2 separate regions of the Homo sapiens genome follow, and region 2 is linked to region 1. The links are chromatin loops, found by intact Hi-C in ENCODE. Cell type or tissue: PC-9. All regions are shown on one strand. Links, peaks and the distances in the headings refer to the core of each region. The heading gives the core; the rest is flanking DNA. Region 1 overlaps LOC105371677 (a long non-coding RNA gene). Region 2 overlaps PTPRC (protein tyrosine phosphatase receptor type C).

Region 1 (12,422 bases), core at 2,262-10,261:
CACCCTCATAGACATACCCAGAAATAATGCTTTACTAACTACTTGGGTATTCCTTAATTCAGTCAAGTTGGCATCTAAAATTAAACATCACATCATATATCTGATAAGGGGTTAATATCCAAAATATATAAGGAATGCCTACAACTCAATAGCAGGAAAAAAAGCCAATTTAAAAATGCACAAAGGATTTAAATAGACATTTTTCTGAGACTACATACAAATGATTACCAGGTATATGGAAAGAATTCCAACATCATAAAGTATTAAGAAACTGCAAACAAAACCACAATCAGATATCACACCACACTTGTTAGAATGAAACAAAAAAAAAACTGAAAATAAAAAGTGTTGATGAGGATTGTTAGTGGGAATGTAAAATGGTGTGGCCACCATAGAAAACTGTATGGAGGTTACTCGAAAAATTTTTAAAAGAACCAAAATATGATCCAGCACTCTCACTTCTTGGTATTTATCCAAAAAATTGAAAACAGGATCTTGAAGCAATATTTGTACTTTCATATTCATTGCAGTATCCTTCACAATAGCCAAGATGTATAAACAACCTAAATGTCCATTGGTGGATAAAGGGATAAACAACATGTATTATGTACCACCAATGGAATACTAATTAGCCTTAGAAAAGAAGGTAATGCTGTCATATGCTACACCATGGCTGAACCTTCAGGGCATTATGCACAGTGAAATAAGCCAGTCACAGAAGGGCAAATACTGCGTGGTTCCACTTATATGAAGTAATCAAAGAGGTCAAACTCATAGAAATGAAAAGTAGAATGGTAGTTGCCAGGGTCTGGGGAAGGGGGAAATGGGCATTTGCTATTCAAATGGCATAGAGTTTCAGTCATGCAAGATGAAAAAGTTCTAGAAATCTGCTGTACAACAATGTGCACATAGATAACAATTCTGTACTTAACAATGTTTAAAGAGAGTAAATTTCATGATATGTATTTATTTTTTTTGAGATGGAGTCTCATTCTGTCACCCAGGCTGGAGTGCAGTGACACAATCTCGGCTCACTGCAACCTCCACCTCCTGGGTTCAAGGAATTCTCCTGCCTCAGCCTCCCAAGTAACTGGGACTACAGGAGCATGCTCTCTGCTCGGCTATTTTTTGTATTTTAGTAGAGACGGGGTTTCACCCTGTTGCCCAGGATGGTCTTGAACTCCTGAGCTCAGGCAATCCGCCCGCCTCAGCCTCCCAAAGTGCTAGGATTACACGTGTGAGTCACCATGCCCAGCCCAGTGATATGTATTTTTAACCACAATCATAACATAAAAAGTTTAAGACACTTTGGTGAAGGTGGATATTTTTGTGCTTTTTGAGACAGAAAAAAAAGTACAGGAGATCATGTCAGATGTGAGTATGTCCTGTATGGGACACTGAAAGGAGAAAATTGCATAAGAATGAAATTGAGATGACACTATACATGTAGATTCTACTGAATTATTAATTATAAAATAAGTAGCACAACTTTTATATTTTAAAGCTTAAAATTTCCTACTATTAAAAATATTACTACTAAGATTTATTATAAACTATTCTTACATATGTTTCCTTTCTGACTGTATCAATCCATTTTCATGCTGCTGATAAAGACATACCTGAGACTGGATAATTTGTAAAGAAAGAGAGGTTTAATGGACTCACAGTTACACATGGCTGGGGAGGCCTCACAATCATGGCAGAAGGCAAAAGGCATGTCTTACATGGTGGCAGACAAGAACAAATGGGAGCCAAGTGAAAGGGGAAACCTTTTATAAAACCATTAGATCTTGTGAGACTTATTCACTACCATGAGAACAGTAATATGGGGTATTCGCTCCCATGATTCAATTATCTCCCACTGGATCCCTCCCACAACATGTGGGCATTCTGGGAACTAAAATTCAAGATGAGATTTGGGTGGAGACACAGCCAAACCATATCACTGACCAAATAAAACCAATAAAATTTTCACAGGCAAGGCCTACTAGTTGATTCCTCTTCTTCTACAGTATATTTTTATCCTTTGGTCAGTTATTCATGTGTGTGTGTGTGTGTGTGTCTTTATTTTTGACCATATCTCTACTCTTAATATTCTCAGTATTTGCCATTTTTCTTCCTCTTCACAGATCCTTTACAGTATCTCTTTACTATATATTTGCAAACAGTTTTTCTTTTCATCCTTGGTGGTTCCAGAGGCCTTTCTCATAGTCTATTAAAAGGCCAGGGTAGAGGACTGGGAAGCAAAGTAGATGTTTAAGTCAGACATCTCTTAGTTGAAATCCAGGCTCTGTCACATCACACAAGCTAGCCCTCTGCAAGTCACCATACTTCTCCAAAATTGAACTGACTCATTTTAAAAAACAGAATAAATAATGCCTAACTCACAATTTTTCTATAAATATAAAGCAAAAACTAAATAAAGAGCCTAGTATGATCTCCATTGAGGAAGCAACTTTTCTTCTACTTTAGAGCTCTGCTGGTTTACATAAGAGCAATTTACATAAGATATTCCACAAGACAGTTCTGTTTTCTCCAAGTTCTATTTCTGGGAACCTTTCAAGTATCTTGAAATTCTCAAGTCCTACATACAGAGTTCCTTGATAATTGTATATGGGTCTCCAGGTTTTCCTTTTTAAGTTGTTGACTTTCATCTTCCACTCTGCCATCTTCATTACCGTGTCCTTTTCTTGGGTTGCCAAGTATTCTTTTCTTTTTTATAATATCATTTTTGTTTCAATGGAATACTGTATTTCCACTGATCATATAACATAGGAAATAAAATACAAAATTCAACCTTGGTTTGCTGGGATCCTCTCCTTTCTTCAAGAACCACATTATAACATAAGGCAATTGTAGATTAGTCCTGCTCATCATTTCTTCCAGATTTGTATTCCATTTTCTCACTCAGACATTCCTGTGGCTATGTAGGATTACCAACATATTCCCATCCCTACATCAGATGTAACAATAGTAGGAGCCAGCCACAAAAAAATTTACAGGAAAATCTCCCCCTTCATCGCACAAAAAAGAGCAATTGTTTTTTTATTTTCTATTTTTTAGTTTCATCTTGTTATTTTTTTCCTTTTTTAAAACTGTATTCATCTTATATTGGTTTTAAATCCCTGGAGCTTTCTCCTGATTATAGAAGTAATATATACTTGCTTTATTTTAATTTCCTAATTTCCTTTTGCATCTTATTTCCCCCTAATTCAAATGGTCATAAGTCTCACTAAATGCCTCCACAGATACCTTTATTAGGATAATTCCATTTCTCCCCATTTTCATGCCTTTAATAATACAATATATAACTTTAACAGTCAAGTATAATTTTAATAACTTTTTTATTTTCCACCATTTATTTGGTTTTATATATTTACTAGATTTTCTTTATTTCCTCTTAACAGCTTTACATGTTTGCACCTCATCTTCTATTTTTGTTAAAGAAACGTAATCTTCTACTTACAAAGTTATTATTTTCACTATTTTACAGAACAAAAAATTGAGGCCTCAAAAGGTTAGAAAAAACTTTCCCAAGATTACATAGCTAAATTTGTGGAGCTGGAATTTAAGCTCATGCCTGTGGATTTCATAACCCAGTATCTACTACACTAAACAGCCTCAGACAGGCAACTCCACCTAAAGCAAGCCTGGGGCACAGGTAAAGAGGAATGCTGTTCCCAGAAGGGTTTCTAAAGCATCTACATGAAAATGAAGAATGTGCAACACCTTATCTTAGAGATTATTCATTTACTGAGTTCAGGTCAGGGCTGATAGCCAGGCATAGCAGCTTCTTGAAACTTTTGAGAAAGAGCTAGAGTCATTTTAAATGGAAGAAGTAAGCACCATAAAAAAACAGAAAATAGAAACTATGGCTCTAGTCAACCTACTGTGAACCTTAGAATATTCATGATTCTGGGCACATAAAATCTGGCTTCCAGAAACATATCAGAAAAGATTCACACCTCTTTTTGACTTAGATAAAATTAAATTTATTTCTTGCAATTTTCCTTTTTCTGTAACTTTTTGTTTGGAAATGCAGCCACAGGCATAAATTTTCATATCCCAACAGGCTCCACAAACTGAAGACAATCTAAGTTTAGCAGTCATATTCATATTCAAATCTATTCCTTTACTAATTCCACAGATATTGCCAGGTATTTGATCATAGTTACTTGAGATACAACAGTGGAAAACAGTCCCAGATCCCTCACCTCATTGAGTTTATATTCTAGCAGGAAGACAAGACAAGGTTTTAAAAAATGTAAAAAACTAAGTTATATTTTCAAGTTAGAAGGTGATGAATGTTATGAGAATTCCTAGAAGTTGTAGAGCAGGATGTATTATTCAGTATGGTTGGCCTCATTGTGTAGGTGACATTCATGCAAAACTTGAAGAAGAGGAGGTCAAGGCGATTTTTGGCATATGATAGATTGCAATTTTGTCTAAAACATATCATGCCTCTCTTTTTGAGATTATAAATTCCTGACCAATTGACATAAATTCCTGCCCACAACTTTTTTAGCTAAAGAAATGTGATTGGGATGATGTATCCATTTCCAAGAAGCTTTAAGAGCCACATTCTTTCATGTTTTCCCACATTTCCTTTTTATCTGCCACTAGATTTTTAATGTCCAGATAAGGGCTCATCCTTTGGCCTGGGTACAATCCTAGCACAATTTGGAAAGCTATTGGTGGTGAAACTTTGGCAAAATATAAATCTTTGTTTTTATGTGCCATGAAGATTTGGGATTCTTCTAAGCTCCCTCATGCCTACACAAGAGCTTTCAGGAAGAGGAAACAACTTAAGCAAAGGCCCTGAGGCGGGAGCATGCCTAGTGTGATTGAGGAACAGAAACAGGTCAGAAAAGTAGAAGTAGAGTGAGAAGTGGGAGATTAGCAGGAGAGACATTCAAAAATAAAACTACAGCATGTAGCCCATGGTAGGAAATTTGGCTTTCACACTGAATAAACTGATGAGTCATCCGATCTAAGTAGAAGAGTGAAATGGTCTGATTTCAGTGTTCAAAGGATCACTTTGCTCTATTGAAAATAAACTAAAGCATGATAAGGACAGTTATTGGTAGAAATCTTGGGAGGCTATCGGCAAGAGATGATGGTGGCAGCAAGGATGAGGGTACCAGCAGTAGCAGAGGTCATGATGAGAAGTTAGATTCTGAAAATCTAATCTGCTCAGTGGAGGGTGGCAGCTGGAGATTCTGGGCACTAGCTGTCATGCTCCCAGGGCTCTGTCTGTGAGGACTGAATAAAGCAGTAACTCATTTGTGTATGTGTATGTGTATGTGTATGTGTATGTGTATGTGTATGTGTATGTATGCATGTGTATGTATGTGGACACAGTGAAGAGGCAACAAAGACAAAGCAGACAGTCTAGGGCTCAGAGCAAACACAAGGCAGACAGTCCAGGGCTTAGAGTAATTTTGGGACAAATAAAAAACAAAATTGTAACCAGAAACCAGAATAAGTGTCGAGGAATTGAACTGTCACATATTTTGAGAACTAAAGAAAAGCCATACTCAGAGGCATATAGTTGCCCCAGGACGTACTTTATACCCAAAGATTCACCTACGCCCACTAGGAGTTAACAACCCCTATCAGGACTCATGTATTCCACAGATGCTAAGATGCCATAGTTACAAAAGCTCCAGATTCTACCTTGGCTGCTCTGGATCACGGAAAATTCCTGTGCCTATGCCAGCAGCTGGGGTTGTCAAAGCTGACTTGGACTCTGGGCATGGTGGCTCATGCTTGTAATCCCAGCAGTTTGGGAGGCCAAGGCAGGGAGATTGCTTGAGTACAGGAGTCCAAGATCAGCCTGGGCAACATGGTGAGATGCCATCCCTGCAAAAAATAAAAAATAAGCTGGGCTCAGTGGCCTACACCTGTAGTACTAGGGAGGCTTAGGTGGAAGGATCACTTGAACCCAGGAGGTCAAACCTGCACTGCAGCCTGAGCAAGAGCAAGACCATGGCTTAAAAAAAAAAAAAAAAATTAAAACATAAAAAAAAGCTGATTTGGTATGACTCATCCTTAGTTGTCTAACCGCAAATAAAATAAATATCTCTTAAGCATTCTTCTTCACAAAGCTCATGATTTCTCTTACAATTATTCATTCAGTTAACAAGTATTAAACACCAACGATAATTAGAACCCAGTCTAGGAGCTGGAATTAAAAACATAAACAAGAAAATACAACATGTCTACCTATCTTGAAAAATTCTTCATCAAATGTGAAACCAGCATGGGAATGGAAAATGGTACCACAATATGATGGAAGTATAGGAACGCTGTGGATGCAGTGCTGCAGCAGTGGAGAGGTGGAGACACGGCAGCAAGAGGGGAAAGGCATCTCCAGGAAGGTAGCAATTGAGCAGACCTCAAAGGTTAAGGAGGAATTTGCTAATAAAAGGGATGGGAGGTATGTAAAACCAGAAAACAGAATAAATGTCTAGGTTAGGCCATGTCATTTTGTTAGCTCTTTTTGGTAAAAATTTTATAAACAAGATCCAATTGAAAACTGAAAACTAATATTTTGTCATGTCATCGACATCCAATTTTAAATTCTCTATATCATCTTTTATAAGTACTATAGTCTTTATCAATTGGATGAATTATTTCACCTTTCCCTATTTACTTGTCACTGAAACAAGAAACCAAAATTTTCCGCATAGGTGCTTAAAAGTGCATAGAATCTAAAGTGAGAACTTTGGACCAGAGAACATTCCCACTCCATCAATCCCACCATGGTCCTTACTTCCAGACCAGTCTGCTGTTAATGCATTGGCTTCTCCAGGCTTTCATGTGGCATTAACCCACATTCTTTCCTCTCTCTGAGCACCTTTTCTCTCTCTGGAGCAACGTTCTAAAGACATTATTCACAACTTCTCTTTCCTAATCTGTCAGCTTTAATCCTATAAACCGACCACCACAAATACTTAAGGATGTCTGAAAGCTGTGCTTTTATCCTTGTTCAAATTTTTTATCTCCATATGTCACCTTAACCTTGTCTTACAAAAGCTTATCTCATTTTACTATTTTTAATACAATTTATACATTGAGTGTTTTAAATCCATCCACACTATCAATCATTTCAGCAGCTATTCATATTTATTTTGTTCTTTATGGTCAACTTTCCTCCTTTTTAGAATGTTTTCTATCTTCATATTTTACAGCATCGCATTCTCTATCACTATTCTCTGGTATCATGAAAAAATGAGCAAGACTTCTGATTTCTGGGTTATGTATTTCTAATACCATCCTTTTTTTATCAGTAATTTGCTCATCTTCTATAGATTTCTGCCAAGTTTCTAAGTTTTTAAGACATTAATGTTAGAGAAGAAGAAATCTTTCACTTTGTTTACCATCTCTCTTCCTTTGGTTCACTACCCTTATCCATTAAATGGGCCCCTTTTTCCCATTGGTAAAAAGAATAAATCTTAGCCTTTCACTGTGAACCTCATTGTTAGCATTTCTACAGGAACCAAATCATAGGAAGTTTTCTTTTACCAGTACATCTTTATGGCAGCGGCGGGCCATTCAAAGTGGCCACTGCCATCACACCGACTGCAGTGGGGAGGCGTAGGCCGTGGCAGCAGGACCAGGTGTGAGAGCAGCAGTGGCAGCACTGGAACCCCTGTGCCCTCTGTCCCTGAGGCATCCACCTGCGCCATCCCAACCCTCGTGTGGCCAGGGGGACCCTCTCCCAGAACCGGAGCCTCTGCCTCTTTGGACCCTGGCCCCATGACACCACTCTTGCCTGCCACTGCTGTGGGGAGGGTGCAGGGAGGAGGTAGACAGTCACCGGAGGTCACCCCTGAGATCCTGCTGCCCTGAGAGCTGCCATGTTGGGGCTGGGCCGAGCCACCCACCGGCGGGACAGCAGCTTGGTCTGGCACAGAGGAACAGGCAGAGAAGGGACCAGCGAGGACATGGAGCCCCTGCCCCAGGCAGCAAGGAGGCACGGCTGGGGCTGCAGGCTCCATGGAGCCGGTAGCTCTGCCGCTTCCAAGTTCGCAGGGCGGGAGCTCCCCAGCGCAGCTACAGCCGCCATGCTGGCTCCAGACCCAGGCATCTCTGTGCACTTGGGAACCAGGAAGTCTCCCACCCCTAACCCTGTAGAGGCTCAAAAGTGCCTGCTCCTGCTGCCTGGCTTCCTCAGCTGTTGAGGCTGGCTTCAATCTCAGAGCAAAGCAAACTCGGGGGTAGCGCAGGCACTGTTGCTGCCTGATTGGGTATGCACATGCTAGGGGCTACACTGATATGCCAGCTCATTGCCACCTCAACCCGCTCCAGACTTTGGCCGACAACAAGCACAGGAAGGAGGCCAAGGGGGTGTTGAGAACAGCATGTTGCTGGCCTGCAGGCACCCCTTGGCATGAACAGCCTGGGCGCCATAAACAGGAGCAGGAGGCAGATAGGCTCCTGGGCAGAAGGGGGTTGGTCCCCAGTGAAGCCCCACCTTCAAACCAGGGAGGGCCTGAAGCCTGGGGTCCAGGGCACCAGTCTTCAGAGACCAGGAGGGGAACTTGTGGTCCTTTTCCCTGGGTCTGCCCATGGCTGCCCATGGGCATGTACTTCCTCCCCTCTGAGGTCCACAAATCCCCAGACTCAGCCAGGCTCAAGCAGAGGATGGAGAGTCAATAGGGAGACAATGGGGAGACAATTGGCTGACCAGCTGCAAAGAGAAACTAACCTCTCTGCTGAGAGCTGGACTCTTGTTGGATGACCTGCCTAGTAGAGAGGAGCAACCCTCTCTGCTGAGAGCCAAACACTTGTCAGGACACCCTGGCTATGGAGAGGAGCTGCCCACTGTGGGTCTCCTCTGAGCTGTTCTATTGATCAATAAAGTTCCTCTTCATCTTGCTCACCCACCACTTGTCTGCTGTACCTCACTCTTCCTGGGTACAGGACAAGAACTTGGGACCTGCCGAATGGCAGGGTAAAAGAGCTATAACACAAACAGGGCTGAAACACGCCCCTTGCTCACCACATCTGTGGGCAACAAGAAGGAGAGAAGTGCTGCGGCCCTTCAGGGGCCTAGACCTGGGAGCTCCCCAAGCCAGGGCTGTGACTCCCCCTTTGGGGCTCTGTGGTTCCTGGAGTCTCCAAGCATCCAGGCATCACCACATTCCACAGTGCCAGCCATGGATGCTGCTTGCGGTGCGCCTGGTCCTGCTGTAGCCTTGCAATGAGCCAGCACCTATGGTGGCACCTAGAGCTGCCCGCCTCACTGCAGCAGCCGTGTCTGACTGTGCGCAGTGGCCGGACCCCATGCTCACTCGCTCGGATACCCTTGCTGCTCTGCTCTAGCCTCTTCAGAGGCATGGGATCCAGGACAGTAGTGTGAGCCAAGCACAGCCTGCCAAAACAAGTAAGCCCAGTGGGCCCAAGCAAAATTTGGGTGAAGGTGCCACCATCCACAGAGGTTTCTGACCAGAAAAGCAATACCCCCAAGGATCCCATAACAATTTCACTTTGAAACACAATGTCTTTTTCAAAAGCTTGAAATATTGAGTTTCTTTGGTGTGTGTGCAATAGCTCAGCTTAAGCATTTCCTTAAAACCTCTAGTAAATTCCAAAGAAACTAGTAACTTGGATGTTTCTGTGCACATCTAATGAATCACAAACTTGGCTTTGAGTTTTCAACTGTGATTTATATGATCTGGGATACCAGGGATGTTGGTGGTTGTCTTGTCTTTTATGTCTCACTACAGACGTAACTAAAAAGATGAATTAGGGATGCTTAGATTAGGAATTTAAAAGCAAGTTTTGAGAATGTTTGTCCAGAAGGTTGAGAAGAATCAAAAGAATGATGGGTGCTACAAGTATTCTGAGTGTTAAAATAAAATGGATATTATTAAATTTCTTATAAGTAGAGGTCTATGCAATGTAAATATAGAATATATTATGTAAATATAGAATATACAATGTAAATATAGCCTATATTTACATTGTAATAAATATACAATGTAAATATAGGCTATATTTACATTGTAATAAATATACAATGTAAATATAGGCTATATTTACATTGTAATAAATATACAATGTAAATATAGAAAACCTATATTTACATTGTAATAACTGCTCACATTTTAAATAGTAATTGTCTTCCAATTGTTTTGTTATTAAAAATTTGGCAACCTGGGCAAAATTTCATTGTCTGTTTGTAACACTCATGATGCATTTTGCATAAGTTCCCCACCACTCCCCACAACATACACCTTTTGGCTTGTCTTAATAAACACAAACACGAAATCGGTTGAGTAATTTGTAATGATTATAGAATTGTACTTTTAACATACATATGTAAATAAGTAGTGATCAATCCTATTTCATACATTTGGAAATATTTAAATCCACAGATCACATTTTGGTTATTTTTAGGACTATTCCTATCATCTTTTCCTGTGTCTCAGTTGAAACACCTTCTCGTATCTTTTATAAAACTATTTCCTACATTTTCTTTCTGATCTTCTTTCATCTTTTTATCATAACCATAAGCATGTTTTCAATCTGTGTCTCATATTGAGCTGCAGAGTTTGGTTGAAAGAACCTGGAGTAGGAATCTGAAGTTCCAGGTCCTAGTCTGACTCCACATTTTCAACAATATTTATAAAGCAACAATAGTATAATCCTACACTTTAGTAAGTTCTTTATACACATTTTTCAATCTTCATAGCAATCATATAGAAAAGTACCATTCTTCCCATTTTTGAGGTGACAAAGCTAAAGTCCAGAGAGATTAGATAATTCGTTCAATGTCACAGAACTAGCAACTTTAAAACAGGGACTCAAACATAAGTGTGCATAATTCCAAAGAACATCGCCTAAATTGCCTCATTTGTTATGTGACCTTGTGATTTCCTTTTTCTTGTTTGGAAAACTGGCAACCACCGGAGGAGCTTCCTGCCTGCTTCCTACAGTTGGTAAGATTCAGTGTTTGACATATGCTAGAAGTTAGAATACCCATTCTGTTATCCTTTAAATGCCTTACATATGCACAGTTTGAAAATCTTTATTCTGATGATAATCTTGTCCAGAAGGCATCTTTTATTTTTGGCCACTTATAAATCCTAAATCCAGGACCTGGGTCTAAAATAAATTTTACTCCTTATATTCAGCCTTTTGATTCATATTAAATGAAGACCATGTTTTTCTGCTTTCCGAGTTTCATATGCTGCATCTCTAGTGGCTATATAGTAAAGTATCAAAATATATTTCTACTTTAAGCTGTACTGGCTCCAATTTTGTAAAATTTTATGTTGAATTCTTCGAAGGCTCGTTTCCTTTCTTACTTCTTAGGTGTGAAGCTTTAGCCTTGGCTCTGGCTAGATGGCCCTCCCTCTGTCTGTCCTGGGCCTAGGTCCCGTCTACAGAAGGCCTATTGTTCTCATTTTCCTTTGCTTTTCCCTCCATTCAGTTCTATGATGCTTTTCCTCCTCTTGGCTTTTCATCCTGGGATTCAGACAAAGCTCCCTCTCATGAAGTGCTCTCTATCTTCATGAGCCATCTTCTTCCTGCTGCTCTCTTGGTACAACCTCTTATTTACCCTCAGCTATTGTATCTGTTTTCCTTTGTTTTCCTACTGCAACCAGAATTCTATATTCTTTATTTTTCTCCCGCACTTCAAAAAGCCTCCTCTTTCCGCGTTCTCTCCCCTCCCGGCCTCAGCCCCAGGAGCCTCCCTGCATTCAGGTGGGCTGATCAGACTTGCTCCAGTGCTTTCTAGCAGACCCTTTCATTCCAGGGCCTAGGAGGGCACAGCTGCTTCTGAATCCCTTTTATTATAACAAGCTATGGGGAAATTTGTCCTTTTTCACCATAGAGGTTACAAAGTATCACTCTGAATGAGGACCTCTACTATGTCCTTACTCTCCAAACCCAAATCACTTCTCCACAGCACAGCAAGTAAAATGATAATAGCCTCACTCACATGTATAGGAGATTTTTGGCTCTACCCTATAAAAGGCAGAACTCTTCTATTTTCTTACCAGAAAAGTTACTTGTGATTAGTTATTAAATGTTTGGCTTAATTCCTCTCCCTTTGCTAATGCTTCTTTTTCCTCTCTTTCTTAAGAACTCTCCCCACTTGATGTTTTCTCTCCCTGGTCCCCAACAAACCCAGTACCTTAGTCCATGAAAATTTCTCTACATTCTCAGACTTGTACTCCTACTGCAGAATTTCCCTCTACATTCCTGGGTTACAGATGATAATAGCTGTGTATAAGTTGGATTTAATCAATCTTGAGGGCTTTTGAAATCTAAAAGAGGAACTGGTTGGCCAAATTGTCTCTACGATCCAGAATAAGAACTGAACAATTGTCTTGCCATGTTTTTGGGACTGGTATATACTCATGGGGTCTCCTGCCTGCCAAGCAGTGGAGCTGCACTGTCTACAG
Region 2 (12,422 bases), core at 2,714-10,713, 160 kb before region 1:
AAAGATAAGGAAACTGAGGCACAAAGCGGTTAATCACTCTTCCCAGAGAAAAGCAGTAAGTGGCAGAGTTGGGATTTAAATCCAAGAAATCTAGTTATTAAAGCCTGCAATCTTAACCATCACAAAACTATCCTGCAATCAATATTATATATCAAGGCCACTAGGTCAGCTGTGGATTCAGAAGGTGGCTACAGGTCTCCAATGTCCAGGTCAGGGCTTTGTCCATTTGACCAAGCTTCTAACTGAAGTCTTCTTCAACTACTTCCAGAAGCTTGCCAGTACCTCAATGTATTCAGGCTCAAGATTGCTTCCTTCTATTTCCACAAATGCACCTGTGCCCTTTTACACTTTTCATGAAGCTTAAAGCTTATTTAATTGGATGAAGGAATCTTATAGCTAAAAGTGCTCCTGAGAATTCTATTTTTCAAAAGATAAAAAGTTAAAGACTATTATTATTCAAATTGTTACCACCACCAGCTTGGTTTGGCTCCATTAACGCACTGAAAAGAATGAACTTCAGCAAGGAATAGAGGGAAGCAGGTGTACTCAGCAGGGTTCAGGTCTAAGAAATTCAAAATTACACAGAAGTGGTGGTCATAAGTTCAGTCTTGCCTGCAGTGCAATTGTGCAGGGAGATTGTCTTTATTCATCAGTGGGTAATCATAGACTCGTCAGAAATCTATTGCACTTCCTAGGTGAAGAGACGTGGGAAGTACAACACAGATGCTCAATCTCCCCTTTGGCCAGTAGCTCTTGCTCTGGCCAGGGGTCAGGCGTAATTCAGCTCCTCCCTCCCACATGTGTACAATGGTCACATGGCACAGTTACATCAACTGCAGAGAGGGAATGGTTAGTTCAGAATGAAAGCGTGATATGAGATCCTTACGTTGGAGGAAAAACTATAGTTTTCATGATTCCTATGAAAACATTTAAGTGTGACAGTTATAGAAGCAGACATGTTAAAAGAACAGAAACATAACTGTCAAATAGCTAAGGGTATCTATAGTATCTGTAAAACTATTTTAGGAAAGGAGAAAGGAATACTGGTCAATGTGTGGAAAGTGGAAGAAAAAGGCAGGAGTATCCAGAATATGGAGAGAACTACATTTTAGGTTTTTCAATATTCCTAATTACTTTTCCCTTTTTTTGTCCCTTTCCATCCTCCTCTATTTCTCTTATTTCTATCATATAAGCCACTCTATTAAAACATTCCAGTTTAAAATATATATTGACATTTGTGTATATACTAATATGGTCTCATGTTTATACACACACACTCTCACACACACACACACACACACACACACACACACAGCTCTCAGAAAATTCCCAGCCAAAATGATCCTAGAATCAAGTTGTTCAGATCAAACATTGGCTCTGCCTCTTATTAGCTCTGTAATCTCAAATAAATTGCCTACATTTTCCATGCCTCAGATTCTTTATCTATAAAATAAGAATAAGAAATACATATACATTATAAAGTTGTTAAGAATTAGAAGAGTGAATAAATGTATGCATTAAACATAGCATCTAGCACATATGAAGTCCTGAATATTATCAGTTATCTTAATGATTATTTTTATTGATATTACTATTAATAAAATAGCCAATACATCAATACATCATGGAAGTGCCTTGCCTAAATCTGGTTAGGTTGACTCTGAGATTGCTGATTTGTACAATATAAAAACTGGCTGACCAGTTGGACATGGTGGCTTCTTAATCACCATCGTTTGGAAGACAAGTCTTTGTTGATTCAAGATACCAGGTCCCTGAAGTGCTGTGTCCAGTCCAGAATATCACACATTATAAATGAAATTGAAATCCAAGAGTATTCAGAGGAGGCTAACCGGAGGTAGGTAGTGGGGAAGGGAGCAAGATAATGTGTCAAATACGGAAAACTTAAAGAAGTCTATTTTGTCCTAAAAAATAATAGTATAGATGAAAATACAATAAATACATTCAAATACTTGAAGTATTATTATAAGGAAGAAAGTATGGTCCTATTCCATGCTGCGGTAAGGATAAGAATTTTATCTTGTTGGCGTATCAGTGGTTCTCAGTGTTTTCTGGAGACTCAAGATAGTCCCCAAGAACCTTTTAAAGATTCTTCAAGGTCAAAATAATATTAATTAAGTGTTATGAGTATTATTATTTACCTAACAGTACTAAGAAGTTATTTTTCTTCTTCTCTCTCATTCTCTCATTAGTAGAAAATTAATGTTTCCAGAAACTATATGGTATATAATATTACAACAGATAGAGAATATTAAAGCATATATGAGAATCCAGCTATCTATTATTCAGACAGACATTTAAAAGATTTGTAAAAATGCAAAAAAGTGACACTATTCCTATTAAATCTTTGTTTTATAATATCTGGTTGTTTTTCATACAATATGTGCTATTTATATTAATATATTGATTTATTATTATTTAATAAATAATTAAATATTTTAAAATTCTATCTAGTTTATTTTACAATAAATATATATAACCCACATAGACAAAACCTCTTTATATTCCACAATTATGCTAAAAATTAGGTTTATGTTTAAGAATGTTTAAAAAGGAGTCCAGAGACTAAAAGGCATGAGAAACATTGGTTTCAATTAACAGTGTTAAGATTTTGAAACCACAAATTTCAAAATATTTCAGCAGTTCAGCACTAAATTAGGCTTTTCTTTTTTTCTTAATGTAGTTTTTAGAAAATATTCAGTGAGTGTGTGTGGTAAGAGGGATATATATACATTGATCCTAGTCACCTCTAAGGCTTCTTTCAACTCAAAGATTCTGCAGCTCCATTGTGAAAGGAATTGAAAAGAGAGCTTACTGAAAATACTGTTCTCATAAGCCTGGTGTGAAAGTTAGCAGCTAAGCATGTGGTTAGGAGCGGCAGTTTTGGGGTGAAGCAAAAAGTGAAGAACTCCAGTGCAAGAATATAATGCATTTTTGGATCATTGTGTTGGTGGTAGATTATCTAATGAAAATGATAAGACTGAAGGGTTTGCTGTCAAAGTTACTTAGATTTCATAATGGAATGTCTTCTCAGGAGGATGGAAACTAGAGTCCATGTTGGCCTTACAAGTCTTCTCTGAATATTCCAGAAACTAATAGTTAAGATTCTTTCAAAAAGGTAAGTTGATAGATGCCCACACAGTTTCTCCTCTAGACTGTGTCACAGATGACAACCTCATAACCTCTACCTGTTGTCCTGGTTCTACCATTTATTTCAACACAGAATACACACACACACCACACACACACACACACACACACATATATTTGGGTGTGTTTATGTAAATTACATATTTCCTCTTTCATATAACTTTATATTCAAAATTTAAACACAGCTGCACAAAAGATAAATGTGCAAATCATAGGAACACAATTCACAAAGGAAATGTAAATAATAAGCATATGATAAAACCCTGAACACAGTAAAAATTAAATTAATCACAAAATGGTAAATTGAAGAAATACCAGTTTTTATAAAAGTAACACTTTTGAAAATGATAAAATTAAACTCTGACAAAAGTATGTGAAAGGAAACTCATACAATGTTAGGAAGAGAATAGAGGAAACAACTTTTCTGAAAGCCATTTGTCAATATATATGAAGAGACTGAAAATGTTTTCATTTTTTAACACAGGAATTCCAGGTCTAGGACACTATATCAAAAAAAAGATCATATATATATATATATATATATATATATATATATATATGGACATATATATGGACAAATATATCTATATATTTATATAGATATAATCTATTTATATAGATATATATGTCCATATACGTGGACAATGATTTCTGTATGATGATATGCATTTTAAAGAAAAACTACCAAAATATCTTTCTTTGAAAACTAAAACAACTAGTTTTACAGAAAAATTAAGAAAAATATTCTTGGTCAGGCACAGTGGCTCACGCCTGTAATCCCAATACTTTGGGAGGCCAAGGCGGGCAGATCACCTGAGGTCCTGAGGTTGGGAGCTCGAGACCAGCCTGAACAACATAGAAAATCCCTGTCTCTACTAAAAATACAAAATTAGCAAGGCATGGTGGTGCATGCCTGTAATCCCAGCTACTCAGAAGTCCGAGGCAGGAGAATTCTTTGAACCTGGGAAGCGTAGGTTGCAGTGAGCTGAGATCATGCCATTGAACTCCAGCCTGGGCAATGAAAAAAAAAAAGCAAAAAAAAAAATATATATGTATTCTTCAAAGCCATGTTGGTTTGGTCATTAAACACACACTGTCGATTTCCTCAGACAGTCCGAACTATCGTGTCCTCAAAATGAGCACTGGCCCCCTCTGTCCCTCCACTGCATGGGGCCTACACAAGAAATCCCACCTGGGGAGGGGCCACATGTATCTTTTCCACAAATTTGTCTTCTGTTCCTTGGCATAGAGCAATACTAACATTTGTGAAATATTTGTAGAAAACACAGCTGCCTTTTCTACAAAATATGCAAGTAATTACTATAAAATAGTATGTGTCTAGTGGTGACAGACAAGAGAACAAGGCAGAAATCAAAACATGAAGAAGCTGGTGTCTCCTTCTTAGAGACCAGGTGTCTCCACTAGCCCATTAATTGTCATAATGGCCTCTGAGTTCTAACCTTAAAAAAAGTATATTCTCTTATCTCTCAAAATTTTAATTTTACTTGAAATAAGTTGGTTCTCAACTTCAAATTCATCATTAAGATATTTTTAAAATATGATTTTGAAAAATCTTGTCTGGAAAGAAAATTCTTTTCCTTAGCAGAACGCCACAGAAATGCAGATACTTCCTGCGCATGTCTGTAGGGTAGTACCGTATCAGTTATTCAACTTAACGTTCTCAAATGATTTGATGAAAGCACTCTTTCTTCTAAAGATTCTTACTCTAAAAGGTAAGGGTTAGCTGGATTTTTTTTTTTGGATTATCATGAGGAGCAACCAGAAAACTGTGCTACACTCTCTAAGGGGACACAAATTGTCATAATTTTCCAGAAAGGAACATAATAAGAACAGAAGTGCAATTCCATCAAATCTTGCCACATATGTGTTACATTTAGTATTCTGGGTAACAAATGCCAAACTTTTAACCACTTTTCAGGGGTGAGAGGAGAGGAAAGGACAGAGCCGGCATAGAAAACTTGTTAATTAGTCTGTAAAAGAGCAAGCAAAAGACTTCACCAAAGTTACCACTTCAGGACAAGAAATATTTTTCTTATATAGGAGAGACTGATAAATCATGGTAAACATTCTACGTTATCCTTATCATTCCGTCTCAAGGAGGTATGTATACATTGTGTCTTTCATGAGCACAATTACAGTCCACATCACTTTATTTTATTCCCTCCTTGTATAAGAAAGCAACATAATAAAATAATACTCAGGCTCAATATTTTGCCATTTTTACTATCAGATTACCAGTCATAGTGTCAGTCTATCTATACAAAACATGCTAAAATATTCCCACGATACCAGATTATCTCATAGAATTATAGAGCCTCATCAGTTCATGTGTATCATTATTAATTCAACAAATATGTATTTAAAGGCTACTCTGTAACGATAGGCACTGCCTATACAAAGACAAAGGAAAACATCTCTCTCTCTCTGAAAGGTGCTTAAAGCAGAAAGAAACTAAAAACCAAATAAGGAAGGGTATTCCAATGAGACAGACCAGAAAGATGTCCCTGTGGGCATGTAGGATGGCTGAAATGTATATGTGCTCCACATCTCTCCCCTGGAAAGGTGAAAAACCTGTACTGTTGCACAGAGCTTGGGCACAGTTTAGTTTAACACACATTCATCGAGTATTGAATCATAATTATACTATTTTTGTCTGTGGAAGAGATGCCACAAATGCATTTTTTATGGGCTATAAAGAAAGCCAATGTCAACAAGAAACCTAAAAAAAATGTGTTTGTGTTCATTCAGGAGTAAAGCAGAGACATTCAAAGATGAACAGCAATTCTGAATGGAAAGAGGCCAGCTGTAAAACGTCATAGAAGACCTGCAGTAGAGATACAATCCTGAGAAGAATATTTAGCAAGAATGGGGTTTCAGATTTCTGGTATTTCCATATGGGTGGAGATTGAAGAAAAAAAAGAAAAGAGCAAAAGTTTTCTCATAATGTTTTGCAACTTCTGCTTCCGGGCCCAGTCAGAGCCCAAAAGCAGCAAGAGAAGTAAAATGAAAACACTGAACATTTTTTTTGTTTTGTTTTGTTTTAAATAATAATTAATTTTCACTCACAAAACTGAGTATACTTAATTCAGGTATGTTTGAGATTTCAAATGAATATCTATAGTGAATGCATTTTTATTTAAAAGGAGAAAATGGTTTATTCTTGACATCCTTTCTTAGCTTAGAGAGAAATAAAATCTTCAGAAAATAGTGGTGGCTTACAAAAGTTGGATTTTTTTAAAGGAATAAAATGGAAAGCACGAGTAATCTGATGATAATATTCAATAACAGAAAAAGTTCTTGCCACTAACACTTTATCAACTATAAACATAAAAACCTACTTTCTTAAAGATTAATTATCTACACTGTGATCAGCATAAATGCACAGCTAATTTTTTTCTGCTCTAGTAAGTGAATATTTTGGATTTCAGAATGAACTTTGCTTTACTAGAAAGAGGTAAATCAAAATATTTAATCTACATAGGAATACATACAGTGTGTGTGTGTGTATATATATATTTATATATATACACTATATGTATTAAAAAAAAAACCTCTTGATTCCATCCTATGGTGGAGTTAGAATGTTCTATTAACACAAGTAGATATTTCGTTTTAAACAAAACTGATTTTTTTTCCTACACTAATTTAATCTCCTTGCCTAATGTTCTTTAGTCCTCCAACAGGTCTGCCTACTTAAACAATTTCTAGTCACAGGATGTGGCTGCCACAGTTTTATCTCCATCTGGCAGAACATAACCAACCTGCTTGAGCTCTCAGCTCCTGTTTTATAGCAACTAAAGTTTCCTTGTTCACCCGCTCCCCCACGCCACCTCCATGACGTGCATTTCTCGTAAAACTACAGATCAGTAAACTTCCTCAGGGAACTTGCAGTAATGTATGACAAAAAAAAAAAAAACAAAAAACAAAAAACTAGTAGCCCTGTGATGTGTAGCAGAATTCATCAGACTAGCTGTCTGTTCTGGCACTGATTGCCAGGCAAGCTTCCATTGTGCCTTCATAGCTCATACACAGTGCACTTTCCCTGTATTAGGCCCTTGTAGGTATCTGGATCCATGGGCAAAAACTTGAGTAGGGGAGGGAAAGAAAGGGAAGCAACAATACCTTTTAAGTCAAAAACTGAGAATAATAGATTGCTATTTCTTCTATATGCAAAGGATGAAAATATACCTATGACCCTTTTCACTGTGAAATGCTTAATGTTTGTTCTAGCAATTCTTACTGGAAATGACTGCCTTACACAGTTGCAAATGTCTTAGAATAGTATAGTGAACATCTATGATTGGAAATAAGTCCCTGTTAATCTTTCAAATAATGACCAAATTTTTGTAACCTCTGGTAGGTACAATTCGTAAATACATGGATAACTCTTACAGGACAAAAATTACATCCTACTTATAGTGAATATATTTTTATATCATTTTGTTAAAACTTCTTAAATTTTTCTAATAGTTAATACTTAATTGTTACTACAAAATTCTCACCTGTGAATCTTTTAAGTTTTTTAAAAATTATGTGATATCTCCTTTGTTCATTGTATAGAGTACCCAACGAACTTCATGGTGAGTGATGCTTAGTGGGTGCTTTCTGATGAAGCATCCAGTAGTTTAACCAACTGGTCTAGAATAGCACAGTGTTACTGCTGGGAGCCATAAAGAAATTATTTCAATGAAGTTTGTAGTTTTCAGTTAAGGTGGCTAGGGTAGGCAATTTTGCCCTCAGTTGACATTTGGCAATGCCTGGAGACATTTCTGGTTGTCACAGTCAGAGCAGGTTGGGTAAATGTGCTGCTGTGTCTAGTTTACAGAGGCAGGAATGTTGCTAAACATCCTACAATGCCCAGGTCATCTCAGTTCTCCAACTAGATTGTCCACAGGGTCAAGATTCAGAAACTAGTCTAAGCTGTAAATCTCACTGAAAAAGAAACCAGGCTTAAAGAAGTCAAGTCACTTATTGAATACCACATACCAGAATCTCAGTCTAGTGAAGAGGAATTAGTAATAGAGTTAGGATTCAAAACTTGTCCCAAAATGCCTAATCCAACATTCATTTCATTGTATCAGGCCACAGAACAAATACCTCATAATATGCTGGAGGAATTCTAGACCAAGTTCCCTCATTTTTGGTGTAACAAAGGACAAGTCACTAAATATCTATGAGTTTCAATTTTCTTTTTTGTAAAATAGATGCGTTGAAATAGATTATTTCTAAGGTCTCTTGCTTCTCTAAAATTAATTGTTGTATAAATAATGCTACTTTACATTATAGTAGTTTCCAAATTCCTTTTCTCTTTCTTTAATTTTTTTTCTCTTTTTAAAATGTTTGGTACAGGAATTCTAACTCAAATAAAAGCAGGAAATATGTCAGCTAATTAAAAAAAACCGGCAACTTGAACAATACTTGTCTCTCAGTAAATAGTAAAGACCATCACAAAATAAAAGGTATTCTTATTTGTTATTATTTAATAGAAGACACATTCTCTGGTCCATTTATATCCTGTATACAAATTAACTTATTTTGATTGTATCCATGCAATCTAAGACAATAAAAATAGAAGAAAAAACAGCCACATAAACAGCAAAGTGTTATTACTGATTTAATTGAATTGATTTGACATTTTCAGTCCACTGATATATTTCCTGAGATAAAAGTTGCCCTTAGTATTCATGAATCTGTAGTTCATTCTTAGTAATTTTAACATGAAAAATTGATGTGTTTAAATTTTCACTTTAATATTCATGTTTTCTATAAAATATTGTAAAATTCTAAGATATTATGGTTATACATATTTATTACTATTATTACATATTAATGTGAATTTTGAGAAACTTTCCTTTGCATGATTTTCTCAAATTACAAAATATATTATTCTCTTATAAAGGACAGCAGGTTTAAAATGGAGCAAGGAGCATTGGAAATATATTTAAGGGGAGGGAGGGGCCAAATTTGGTTGTTAAATACCATATTTTATTGATTAAAGAGTTTGGCAGATTAATTGCTACAATTGTAAAATAGGACAACAGATAAAAAGAGAAAATATATAGTTGTCTTTTCTTCACTAAAAAAACTAGTACTTGTAATCTGTGTATATAAATTTTTCGTGTACCATATAATCCCTAATTTTAAATCTCCTTTCATTATAAAGTGAGAGAATGAAATCTTAGCTATCACATTGTTGTTTCAATCCACTAGCTAATTTTTTTAAATCAGAAGAAAATAAGCTGTCATTTATTTATTTATTTTACTCAAAAAGAATTTTAATCTGACCCATGTGCCACTGTTATTGTTAACCTCTAGACATTTTAACAGCATTTTGATGGACCTTAAATCAATTAACACTATAAAGGAAAACATCTGTGGCTCTAATACATTTTAGAGTTACTCTTAATATTTTTTTGTAAGGATTTTAAAATGCATTTAATTAAATAAAGCCACTGAAAATTCCATAATTCACAGTGTGTTAAAATACCAGATATTAAAATCACGTCAATTTTATTAACAAACATGAGGCATGCATATCTGTAAGAGGGAGTTATTAGAAAAGCCAGCGGAAGGAAATGTTTTCTTGCCATCAAATCCAGATGTTCAGTTCATAAAATGGAGGCCTAGAAAAAAGGCAAGTTATGGCACTGAATAACATTAAGAAGCGTTACCTCTGATAAAATTCATGGACAAAATAGATCTTTAAATAAATAATGCTTTACTTTTGTCTTAAAGTAGTATTTTCTACTTTACATGTGGAATAGAATAATGGGTGAATTAAAATAAAAGGCACATAATTTCCTTTTCCACAAACACCTTTATGTAAATATTCATATGTTTTAAAATGTAAAGAATACTCTTTAGCAAAAAGATGATCCATGGGAAGTATTTTCTTCCAGACACTGACAAAACTTAAACTGGAGCGAAGATTCCACAAAAATCATGGCTCTATGGATGGCAAGGATTATTTTTTCTTTTCCTTGATCTGTTGCTCTTTAGCAAATACAGATGTTTATAGAATAGATTAATTACAGAATAGGAGTTCATGTTGACAGTGGTTGAACATTCTGTATTTCAGTATTTCAATTTGTAAAATAATTTGTGAATCATTTCTTGTTTTTTTAATCAAGATTTCAACTTTTATTCCAATTCTTAAAGTGAAAAACCAAATGAGAAACTAATCATAGTAGTGGTAACAAAATTTCTATACTCCTTTATCGTTTTTCAAATGCTTAAACAGTATAACAATTCCTCATATTATTTTGTTTTGTTACACTTAATGAAGTGATTTTACATTCATTTTCTATAACCACCTTATACGTAGACATGTAAACTAAATTAAAATTTAGTTTAAGAGAAAGCATTTTATTAAGGCTAACAAAAAAGTCCTTTGGATGCTTTGAGCATAACACATTTGTTCTTGAAAAGTGACTAATTAAGATAGATGGGAAGATATGTACAGTTAAATTGATATTAATAGAAAATACCTTTACAGTGTTCCTGAAAAATGGAATGTGACAAAACTGGCACAAATTTTACATTTGACAACTAAAGGTATTTTTATTATTCTTATTTTCTTGCCTTTGAAGTACTTCTTATATTGTATCTGACTCGTTCTACTTCCAGAATTTTGAGGTTCCACTTGCCTTTGATCTTTCAGTAGCCATTCCCAATAGTTCTTTCATCCACACCATCGAGCCGCCCTTGACATAACACCATCTTTTATTCTTAGAAAAGGGAAAATCTTTTATTTCAAAGGCTTTGGTGATTTTCCCTCATGGGTCACCCTGAAAGTATTTTTCATCTTCCTATGGGTGAGAACCTCTTATTCCTTGAGCCTCTGGATGGACTCCTGGGTTCCCTCTCTTCTAAAGTTACCATTCAGCAAGGAGGAATCACAGCTATTCACATTTCAATGATGCTGATTCCTCTTTTACCTAGATGGAATGCTATTTCTTTCATTTACACTTTATCCTTGAAACAATGACCAAAAAAAAAAAAGGGTAATATTTGTTTACGTAATTGGATTAACATCTGAAAATGGATTACTTAGGTTTGCTAGGCTTTTATTATCTTTTATTGGATAGGTATTTAAATATCTCTCTGGTGCTTACACACAACTAGATTATTCAGCATTGGGAGTAAATTATGCTTTCTGATTTCACAAATGATAGTGCCTACATGCACGATTATCTGCTTCTCACACACTAATACAGTGTTTGTGTTATATGGGAGAGATTTCTCTCAATCTCTTCCCCCTTCCCCTCCTCTCCCTCCCTCCCTTTCTAGTTCTCTCCTAGTCTTTTAAATAAGGATTAAGCAGATGTGCTTAAACTGCGGCTTTATATCTACATGAAAATTAAGCAGCGACAGGAAGAGAAAGCTGCACAGCTTTCTCCTGTACTGAGATTTTTCAATACATTCTCACTATTGAGATCACAGTAAACTGCCAAAACACCTGATGCGCCCTTTTTTCAACTTAAGCAAAATATCATAATACAAAATAAATACCGATAGATCATATTTAAGTTACTTACTCTTTTGTTTTAACCATAATTCTGTTTTCCCTATTAAGACTAGTGACCAAGGATTGTACATTCGTTGAATAATCTGTAGAACTAGAAGCAATGTAGAAACAAATCTGAGGCTGAATAGCCTGGTGTGCATTGAAGCATCATATGGAGTGCCAGGCACACGAGACACTCAATGTTACTTCCCTTTCCTGACCCCTTCTTTCTCAACCTTAGTACTGTATTTAAAATTAGAACAAGGAAAATTAAATTGAACTATTCCCTTTTAGGATATGACAACCAGTAAATTTTATGATAATATCAGGAAACACAAATTAACAAATTTGCTTATGTTAAAGACAAGTATAAGCTAGACTATACAATGACATGAGCTTGTTAAATGAGATAACATTTATAAAATGTTAACAGAAGTGCCTGGCACAGAGTAAGCACTATTTTTTATTAGCTTTTTCTTATTAGCTAACCACCAGTAAGTACAAAATTAAGTAGCTCTAAAAAAAAGTTTTAAGGAAACCTGCCAAGCCTGAGATCAAAATTACACACAGAGATATACACACACTGACAAAAGGATTTATATCTATTTATGTGCAGTTTAATTTTCACGATATTAGATTCTACCTAATATCTGCCACATTGATAACAACTACTTTTTAAATTTCTCAAAGAAATGGAAGGTTTAATTTCAGTTTAAAAATAAACCAG

Evidence for each region. A loop is a pair of places that touch in the nucleus more often than their neighbours do. Peaks named below come from ENCODE experiments on the same cell type or tissue, not always from the same donor. Only the 100,000 strongest peaks of a DNase experiment are listed, where the experiment ranks them.
Region 2: it touches region 1 in a loop (9-fold over the local background); 4 of 110 quality-filtered maps call a loop at or near these places.

What each region holds. Positions count from the first base shown.
Region 1 is chr1:198,490,289-198,502,710 of GRCh38, reverse strand. The region is part of intron 1 of LOC105371677 (a long non-coding RNA gene); the gene reads left to right. Among named protein-coding and RNA genes, the nearest start is that of ATP6V1G3, 44 kb to the left of the region's middle. In PC-9, for the core only: no CTCF peak of the experiment used is centred there; DNase peaks (open chromatin) are centred at 3,650 and 6,070; H3K27ac peaks cover 1,750 bases.
Region 2 is chr1:198,651,337-198,663,758 of GRCh38, reverse strand. All of the region lies in intron 2 of PTPRC (protein tyrosine phosphatase receptor type C), which reads right to left. PTPRC-AS1 (PTPRC antisense RNA 1) reads left to right here. Exons shown (of 3, transcript NR_199042.1): 2 at 3,053-3,136; 3 at 5,938-6,206. Among named protein-coding and RNA genes, the nearest start is that of PTPRC-AS1, 9.6 kb to the left of the region's middle. In PC-9, for the core only: no CTCF peak of the experiment used is centred there; DNase peaks (open chromatin) are centred at 5,958 and 6,948; H3K27ac peaks cover 2,754 bases.